Regions from separate parts of the Homo sapiens genome. Here region 1 is linked to region 2. The links are chromatin contacts, found by Hi-C or POLR2A ChIA-PET in ENCODE. All regions are on one chromosome and are shown on one strand. The core of a region is the stretch at or near the end of the contact, and the rest is flanking DNA. Distances in the headings are between cores, read along the strand shown. Region 1 holds the start of GNG7 (G protein subunit gamma 7). Region 2 overlaps GNG7 (G protein subunit gamma 7).

Region 1 (4,892 bases), core at 312-2,811, 100 kb before region 2:
GCCTGGCTAATATTTTAATTTTTTTGTAGAGTTGCGGTCTCAGTATGTTGCCAGGCTGGTCTTGAACTCCTGGGCTCAAGCGATCCTCCCGCTTCAGCCTCCCAAAGTGCTGGGAATACAGTCGTGAGCCACCGTGCCCTTCCCAAGCTCTATCTAGACAGTCATTCCTCTTGGGGGATGCCAGCTGGGGAGAGCCTGGAGGAGGGCAAGCAGGGAGATGGAGGTTTCTCTGTGCCCTGCAGGGCAGGCCACTGGAGTCCAGAGGATGAGCAGGGAGGTTCTTGCAGGGATGACAGGAACCCTGGGGAAGTTTATCTTGGATTTTGGCCAGCAGCTCCAATCCCAGGGCTCAGGTGGGGCGGCAAGGACACACAGTGTCAGCGCCTGATGAAATCCCTGAGGTCACAGAATATGGTGGCTCCATCTTCCTTCCAGGGCTGTGTACTGCTTTTGGAGACATACAAAGTGTTTTCCAATATTCCCAAGGGAGCTTGTGGAAAATGAAGATTCCAGGCCTGTAATCCAAGCATTTTGGGAGGCAGAGGCAGGAGAATCACTTGAGCCCAGGAGTTCAAGACCAGTTTGGGCAACATAGCAAGACCCCATCTCTAACAAAAAAAAATTAGCCAGGGCCAGGCACGGTGGCTCACGCCTGTAATCCCAGCACTATGGGAGGCCAAGAAAGGTGGATCACCTGAGGTCAGGAGTTGGAGACCAGCCTGGCCAAAACGGTGAAACCCTGTCTCTACTAATAATACAAAAATTAGCTGGATGTGGTGGTGCGTGCCTGTGGCCCCAGCTACCCGGAAGGCTGAGGTGGAAGGACTGCTTGAGCCTGGGACTTCAAAGCTGCAGTGAGCTATGACTGCACCACTGCAGTCCAGCCACGGCAATTGAGTGATACCCTGTCTCAAAAACAAAACGAAAACTAAACAAAACACAGATTTCAGGGTCCAGTTCCCTATAGGATTCTGGTTCATTCCATCTGTGTTGGGGCTCAGGAATTTGTGGATCCAGGGCCATGAGTTAGGAAACTGAGAAATCTTGGAAATGATGAGACAGGCTTGGGCAAATGACCTTAGGTTTCACCTTTCTGAGACCCAGTTTCCACCTCTGTAAAATGTGGATAGTAATCTCGCCTTCTGGCCTTATGCGGAGGGTCCCACGAGAGGGAGCCTATAAAGTCTTCAAGAAAGCGGTGCAGCAGTTATGATCACTGACATTCTTCCCCAGCAAATGAGCCCCCGGAGCTGGCATGCAGGATTCGAACCAGCTCACCTAGCGCGGGATTCGAACTCGCGAAACTACTCGCGCCTTCCTGACGTCACGAAGTCACCCTGGAAAGCCGCTCTTCGCCCCGCCCCCGGCCCCGCCCGCGCCCGGAGCCCCGCCCCACTCTCCTGGGCGCAGCCTACCCCGCTGCCTGCCCCGCGCCCCGCCCCCGCTCCGGCCTCCCGCAGCCGGGGCTCGCGATTGGCCTTGCCGGGACGCCAGGGCCCGCCCCCCGAGTGTCGGCCCCGCCCCCGCAGAGGGGAGCGAGCGCTCGCGGGCCGGGGCGGAGGGTTCGGCTGCGCGGCGGGGCTGAGGCGGCCGCGGGGCCCGAGCGCAGGTAAGGGCGCCCGCGAACCGGGCCAGGGGAAGTGAGGGCGCGGCCGGCGTCCCGGAGAGGGGACTGGGACAGCTCGGATTCGGCTGCGGACCGAGTTGGGGGTCGGAGTCGGCTGAGGAGGGGGGCTGGGTCTGGGGACCCGGGCTGCAACTGGAGGCTGGGGTTGGAATTGGGGACGGGGCTGCGCTTAGGGGGTCGAAGTTAGCTGGGGAGGGGCTGGGGTTGGGGATTGGGACTGCACTTGGGGCTCAGGGCTAGCTGGGGAGGGGGCGGGAGTTGCAGGTCGAGGTTAGCTGGGGACGGGGCAGGGGGTGCAGATCGAGGTTAGCTGGGGAAGGATTGGGTCTGGGCATTGGGACTCCACTTAGAAATCAGGGCCAGCTGGGGAGGAGGCTGGAGTTGCAGGTCCAGGTTAGCTGGGGAGGGGGCTGGAGGTGGGATTGGAGGTCTGAGTTAGCTGAGGAGGGGGCTGGGGGTGAGACTGGAGGTCTGAGTTATCTGGGGAGGGGACTGGAGTTGCAGGTCGAGGTTAGCTGGGGAGGGAGCTTGGAGCGGGATTGGAGGTCTGAGTTGGCTGGGGAGGGGTCTGGAATTGCAGGTCCAGGTTAGCTAGGAAGGGGCTGGTGGTGGAATTGGAGGTCTTGAGTTTGCTGGGGAGGGGGCTAGAGTCGCAGGTCGAGGTTAGCTGCCGAGGGGGCTTGGAGTGGGATTGGAGGTCCAAGCTAGCTGGGGAGGGGGCTGGAATTGTAGGTCGAGGTTAGCTGGGGAGGGGGCTGGAAGTGGAATTGGAAATCTGAGTTAGCTGGGGAGGACGCTGGGGATGGTGTTGGGGGTTGAGGTTAATTGGAGCGGGGAACAGGGGTTGAGTCAAGGGTGCAGCTTCTTTGAAGAGGGAGCTGGGAGTGGGGTTGAGGTTTGCAGGGAGCTGGAGAGGGGGCTGGGGATGGAGTTTGAAGTGGGGTTCATTGGAGAGGGGGCTGCAGAGGGAATTAGATGTTGAGGTTGTCTGGGGAGAGGACTGAGGAATGGGGTTGGTGAAGATGGGGGGGTGTGATTGACGGCCCAGGGGTTAGGGTTAGCTGAAAAGGGGCAGAAGGACAAAGCTGGGGTGAGCCAGGGAGTGGCTGGAGCATACAGGTGGGGGTCAGGCTTGTTCCAGAAAGGGTCTGGGGGCTATCAGGGGAAATGGGGAGCTTGTGAGTGTGTGGGGTGGAAGGGGGTTCAGGGAGAAGGAAGTTGGGGTGAGTTAGTGAGAAGGGAGGTGGGGGTAAGGTCCCAGGCTGGAGACACCTGGGGGCAGGTGTTTTGCTAGACATTGACTAATCAGGAGGAAAACGGGGTGTGGGGAGGTGTCTCAGGTAGGATCCAGTTAAAAGGAATTTGGAGAGGACTCACCCCTCTACTTTTGGGGGAGATGTTAATTGTTTGCTCTAGAACTGGGCACGGGGCAGAACCCCCTGGGGAACAGTGAGTTGAAGGAGACGGGAGTTCGGAATACTTTTTGAGGTTTATTTCTAGGATATAGGGTGCCAAGGAGAACGCTTCAGGAAGGAGAAAGGCTCCTGTCGGTGACTGAATTTTTCAGGAACTAAAGTGGGAGTTTTTGGGACGGTGCTATTGAGCGACGTGGGTGGCACTTTATTTTTCCTGGGGAGCGGGGGTTGCTAGGGGTTGGGAGGTGGGCGGTGGAAGACAGGCTTGATGAACAGAGGCAGCGGATCCCCAGCTAAGCGTCTTCACACGGTTGCTAGGTGTCAGCGAGGCAAATGCCAAGTTCACAAACTTGTTCCCGTCGTGGGATGCTGCGATCTTGCCTTGATGGAGTGTCGGGGGCCTCTGGGAGGTGCGCCTGTGTGTGTTCCGACCCAGCCTCTCGCTGCGGATTTGGCTGTATCATCTTTTGGAGGTGTTGTTTACTCCCCTGCAAAGCGGGAATAATAAAAACAGTAGCATGTGCCTCTCAGGGTCGAATTACGGGATGTATGCATGGACTATTTCCTAGCATATAGTGAGGGTACCTGAAGCATGGAGAATAATGGACTCAATCCAGTTTTTTTCTTTGGTGGGTTTGGAGATGGAGGAGTGGGATGACTGGGTTGTCACAGAGGAGAGGAAAGGAAGTGACTGGAACTTGACTCTAGTCCTGCAACCTTAGGAGCACACATCAGGGTCACCCCCAGAAGCTTTAAAAAATAACCTGCATGGCTGGTTGTGGTGGCTCATGCCTGTAATCCCCGCGCTTTGGGAGGCCGAGGCGGGTGGATCACCTGAGGTCAGGAGTTTGAGACCAGCCTGGCCAATATAGCGAAAACCTGTCTCTACTAAAAATATCAAAAATTAGCTGGGCATAGTGGCGTTTGCCTGTAATCCCAGCTACTTGGGAGGCTGAAGCAGGAGAATCGCTTGAACCCAGGAGGTGGAGGTTGCAGTGAGCCAAGATCACGCCATTGCACTCCAGCCTGGGCAACAGAGAGAGACTCTGCCTCAAAAAAATAAAGGAAAAAAAAAAAAAGGACTGCAACAACAACAAAAATATGTCTTATTATTATTGTTATTATTATTATTATGTTGAGACAGAGTCTCAAATATGGAGCCTGTTTCCATATTATTAAAAGTGAGTAAAAAACTGAAAAGAAAGAAGACTTTGCCCACACCTGGTGGCAGGAGAGTCTCAAAGCTCGTTAAGTAACAGATGCACCTGTTCAAGAGAAGGCTGCCTGGGTCATTCTGATTAGGGGCACCCCGTAAGGAACCACATCGAGCTGTGATTATACGCTTGAAATTTTGAGTTTACAACTTCAGTTCATGGGGTGCGTCTGGGTCTCTCTATCCCAGCGCTGCGGACATTTGGGATCTGATTGTCCTCTGGGGTGGGGCCTTCTGGGCACTGCAGGGTGCCGAGCAGCATCCCTGACCTCCACCCACTCCACACCAGGAGCTCCCCGCATTGTGACAACCACAGATGTCTCCGGATATCACCCAGCGTCCTGTAGGGACAGAGATACTCCAGTGTGGAACCCTTGTTATAGACAAAACTGATTTATTTTCTCCTTTAACGACCTCATCTCCCCTTTGATGTGCAGGAAGTGGGGTCATTCAGAATTGAGGATTGCTTTTAAGTCATTTAGTGCTGTCATTCGGAGAGGGGAGAAGTAAGGTCTCACTGCTTTTAGAAAACATTAGAAATGCCTACTTATGGCTGGGTGCGGTGGCTCACGCCTGTAATCTCAGCACTTTGGGAGGCCGAAGTGGGTGGATCACTTGAGGTCAGGAATTCAAGACC
Region 2 (4,838 bases), core at 1,019-3,518:
TCCCTAGTAGCTGGGACTACAGGCTCACACCACCATGCCCGGCTAATTTTTTTATAAAGACAGGGTCTCGCCATGTTGCTCAGGCTGGTCTCGAACTCCTGGGCTCAAGGGATCCTCCTGCCCCGGCCTCCCAACGTGCTTGGGATTACAGACGTGAGCCACCATGCCCGGCCTTCACTGCCTTTCTTTTCCTCAATAAAAATCTGACATCGGGGGATTGCATTGCTCTGTTACCCTTTCTTCAGGCACCTCTCTTTTCCTGCTGCCAAACAGTGGAGACAGGAAGCCAAAAAAAATTGCCCAGTCCTTGTTCCTGGGGAGCTCATTGTAGAGCAGGGGAGACAGACACGTATATTGCAAGCATGTACATGTATCTGCAATAGGCACGAGCCGCGCCGTGGCAGGACTGAGTCCACATGGCTGGGGAAACACACTGCCTGGTAACTGGAGGCTGGTCAGATAGTGGTTGAGCTGAATTGAGGAGTTACCTACTCTAGGGTTTACCTACTTGTGCCCCATGGTTTTTAGGGACAACAGGCATCCCAGCTGTACCCCGGGCCATCTGGATGGAACTAGAATGGATGCAAAGAACACAGCTTTGGAGTCAAGCAAACCTTCCTTAGTTCTATTTTTTACATAAGTAATAATTTGTTTTTGGAGATGGTGGCGGGGGGGAGGTCTCTCCTTGTCACCCAGGCTGGAGTGTAGTGGCGTGATCCTAGCTCACTGCAGCCTCAAACTCCCGGGCTCAAGCGATCCTACCACTTCAGCCTCCCAAGTAGCTGGGAGCACAGGCACACACCACCACAACTGCTTTATGTTTCTCTTTTTTATTCTCCTTCAGCCGTACTTTTCAGCTTTGAGGACTTGAGCAGGTTTATTACCATCTTGGATCGCATTTTCTCTTCTGTGAAGTAGAGAGAATACCTGTGTATTGGAGTTCTCAAAGTGTGGTCCAGGGACACCCAGGGGTTGGTCTCTGAGACCCTTTTGGTGGGGGACCACTAGGTCAAAACTGCTAAGATAGAAGCCAGGCACTGTGGCTCACACCTGTAATCCCAGCGCTTTGAGAGGTCAAGGTGGGTGGATCACCTGAGCTCAGGAGTTCGAGACCAGCCTGGCCAACATGGTGAAACCCTGTCTCTACTAAAAATTAAAAAAAAAAATTAGCCAGGTGTGGTGGTGGCGCCTGTAATCCCAGCTACTTGGGAGGCTGAGGCAGGAGAATCACTTGAACCCAGGAGGCGGAGGTTGAAGTGAGCTGAGATTGCGCCACTGCACTCCAGCCTGGGTGACAGAGCGAGACTCCATCTCACAAAAAAAAAAAAAAAAAAATGCCAAGATACTCTGGGTCTCCTTCCTCCCAGTCTCTCCCACACAGATGGTGGAGTTTTCAGAGGTTGCATGACGTTTGATATCACAGTGGATTGAACTCAGAGGCTTATACAAGAATCCAGCTGTCTTCTATTAAGCCAGACATGAAAGAAATTTGCAAAAATGTAAAACAATGCCACTATTTCCCCTCAATGTTTTTTTTTTTTGAAAAATAGTTACTTTTCACTTAAACGTGTCATCCTCCTAATATAAAATATATGGTTTAAAAAAATATTTAATGGGATTATGTTAACTTGTAACAGGAGTATAGCTAAAATCTACATAAACACAAGCTGTTTAAGGGCCTTAATTTTTTATTACCATATTTATGTATATATTTTGGCATCATATTTATATATATTTATTTTATATGACAGCTTTATTGAGATTTTTACATGCCATAGAATTCACTTTTTAAAGTGTACAATTCAGTGGTTTTTAGAATATCCAGAGTTGTGTAACCATTACCACAATCTAATTTTTTTTTTTTTTTGAGATGGAGTCTTGCTCTGTTGCCCAGGCTGGAGTGCGGTGGCGCCATCTCAGCTCTCTGCAACCTCCACCTCCAGGGCTCAAGCGATTCTCCTGCCTCAGCCTCCTGAGTAGCTGGGATCACAGGCCAGCACCACCACCCCCGGCTAATTTTTGTATTTTTAGTAGAGACGGGGTTTCGCCGTATTGCCCAGGCTGGTCTCGAACTCCTGACCGCAGGTGATCCGCCTGCCTCGGTCTCCCAAAGTGCTGGGATTACAGGCGTGAGCCACCGCGCCCGGCCTAACCCCCGGTTTTCATGCACCGTCTTTGATGTTGCCTTTAGGCCGTGCCTGAACGCCGGTGTCACAAACCAAAGCCACAATAACTCAACAGCTTCATGAAATACCCAAACTCCCCCAGCTCCTGTGACATCAGGCAGGCGGAGTGACGCGGCTGCATGGCAGGGCTGCCCGAGGGCCCCCCTCCCAGGTCCGCACCTCCACCTCCTGGAAACCCACCCGGGTGGGCGGTGCTTTCTCCCGCCGAAGTCCTAGAAATGCTCTTCCCCACCAGCTGGGTTTATTTGGATTCATCCAGCCTCGGCTGGGAGGAGGAAGGGGTGGGCCCTCCTAGTATTTATTCTGCTGGAATGGAAACCTCAGATCTTCGAGATACTCAAGCAGACAGACAGACATCTACCAAGTCAGCGAGGGGAAAGTGCGGTGTTTTCGGAGGTCAGCCCGGGACAGCAAAGCAGGCAGGCTGGGGCTCTGATCAGTTCAAAAAGCACCACGTGGTGTCTGCGGCGGAGCAACCAGCGGCACGCCCCCACCCCAGGCGTCCCTCCCACAAGCAAATAGCACAGCCCGGTGACATTGGCTTTTTCCAGCCGAGCGCGGGGCACCCGCTTCGCCTCGTGCCCGCCTCTCCCCCTCTTCATCATGGGCCCTCGGTGGAACTGTATGCTAGAAACTTCACTTTCCAATTTTGGAGATGCTTCTAGAAACTAGACTTCTTTCCAGCTTGAGGTGAGCTGGAAGTTAGATCAGTTTCCATTTCTTTCAACTGAAAACGTGATTACAGAAGTCAGTGTTTCATAAGCTTTCTTTTTCCGTGATCACCTTCTTTTGAGACATCCTTTTCCTAGTGGCTCCTTAGAAAGAATAACGGTGGCAAGAGATTTAAATGCACCCGATGTCTGATTCTTTTGACGGAAGATGCCCAAGTAGCATTATTATTATTATTATTATTATTATTATTATTATTATTATTATTATTTTATTACTTTTCATTTTTTTTGAGACGGAGTCTCGCTCTGTCGCTCAGGCTGGAGTGCAGTGGCGCGATCTCAGCTCACTGCAAGCTCTGCCTCCTGGGTTCACACCATTCTCCTGCCTCAGCCTCCCGAGTAGCTGGGACTACAGGCGCCCGCCACCACACCCAGCTAATTTTTTGTATTTTTAGTAGAGATGGGGTTTCACCGTGTTAGCCAGGATGGTCTCGATCTCCTGACCTCGTGATCCGCCCGCCTCGGCCTCCCAAAGTGCTGGGAGTACAGGCGTGAGCCACCACGCCCGGCCAATTCTGTATTTTCAGTAGAGATGTGGTTTCACCATGTTGGCCAGGCTGGTCTCGAACTCCTGACCTCAGGTGATCCGCCCACCTTGGCCTCCCAAAGTGCTGGGATTAACAGATATGAGCCACCGCGCCCGGCCGCCCACTAGTTTTGATTGTGAGTTCTTTTGGTCCTTGGTTTTCGTAAGCGTTGCTTCCTCCTCTGTAGTAGAGTAACAAGCATGCAGCGTAGAGTCGCCGTGAGAGCTGGATTCGGTCGTTGATGGACAGAGCCGAGTGGAGAGCCTGAGATGACTCAGTGCCACACAGGTGCTGCTCACACAGTTGTCCTGGTCATTGTCGTCTAACCACTGAAACTCCCTAGACTTTTCCTACACATGCACACTCACATAGATACGTACAGCAATATGGAGCGCATTGTACATTGGCAGTCCTGAGCTGCTTTTTACCTTTCTAAATTTAATTTCTTTTTTTTTTTTTTTTTTGAAACAGAGTCTCACTCTGTTGCCCAGGCTGGAGTGCAGTGGCGCAATCTCGGCTCACTGCAAGCTCTGCCTCCTGGGTTCACGCCATTCTCCTGCCTCAGCCTCCCGAGTAGCTGGCACTACAGGCGCCCGCCACCACGCCTGGCTAATTTTTTGTATTTTTAGTAGAGACGGGGTTTCACCGTGTTAGCCAGGATGGTCTCGATCTGCTGACCTCGTGATCCACCCACCTCGGCCTCCCAAAGTGCTGGGATTACAGGTGTGAGCCACCACACTCGGCCTTATTATTATTATTTTTGAGAAGGAGTTTTGCTCTTGTCACCCAGGCTGGAGTGCAGTGGCGTGATCTCGGCTCACTGCAACCTCCACCTCCTGGGTTCAAGCGATTCTCCTGCCTCAGCCTCCTGAGTAGCTAAGATTACAGGTGCCCGCCACCACGCCCAGCTAATTTTTGTATTTTTAGTAGACACGGGGTTTCACCATGTTGGCCAGGCTGGTCTCAAACTCCTGACCTTAGGTGATCCGCCTGCCTCGGCCTCCCACAGTGTTAGGATTACAGGCGTGAGCCACTGTGACTGGCCCCAAGTAGCATTATTATATAATGGAGTTTTTGTTTGTTTTTATCTTAGAGACAGGATCTTCTTTCTCTGTCACTCAAGCTGGAGTGCAGTAACGCCATCTCAGCTCCCTGCAGCAGCTTCCAACTCCCAGGCTCAAGCAATCCTCCCGCCTCAGTCACCAAAGCTGGGATAACAGGTGCACACCACCATGCCTGGATAATTTTTAAATTTTTATTCTTTCTAGAGATTGGGTCTTGCTATGTTGTCCAGGATGATCTTGAACTCCTGGCCTCAAGTGATCTTCCCACCTCAGCCTCCAAAAGTGCTGGGATTGCAGGTGTGAGCCACCGAGCCCAGCCTATACCTGTGA

What was found. Hi-C counts contacts between places; a loop is a spot of excess contacts on that map. ChIA-PET counts read pairs that join two places held with the same protein, here RNA polymerase II (POLR2A). Pooled maps may share reads with other maps.
Region 1: a loop to region 2 is called in a pooled map, with 2.5 times the contacts of the local background. The contact joins the promoter of GNG7 here to the enhancer-like site in region 2. A Hi-C loop is called at or near these places in 4 of 37 single-sample maps with no recorded cell type and 3 of 50 pooled maps. POLR2A ChIA-PET finds 5 or more read pairs at or near these places in 2 of 52 experiments (H1 and naive thymus-derived CD8-positive, alpha-beta T cell).

What each region holds. Positions count from the first base shown.
Region 1 is chr19:2,699,363-2,704,254 of GRCh38, reverse strand. It overlaps GNG7 (G protein subunit gamma 7), which reads left to right and starts at 1,561. Exons shown (of 5, transcript NM_052847.3): 1 at 1,561-1,609. RefSeq lists a silencer at 1,276-1,665.
Region 2 is chr19:2,596,966-2,601,803 of GRCh38, reverse strand. The region is part of intron 2 of GNG7 (G protein subunit gamma 7); the gene reads left to right. Among named protein-coding and RNA genes, the nearest start is that of MIR7850, 31 kb to the left of the region's middle. Within about 2 kb of position 2,268, at least 33 of the 41 ENCODE cell types and tissues checked have a DNase peak (open chromatin) inside an H3K27ac peak, as active enhancers do.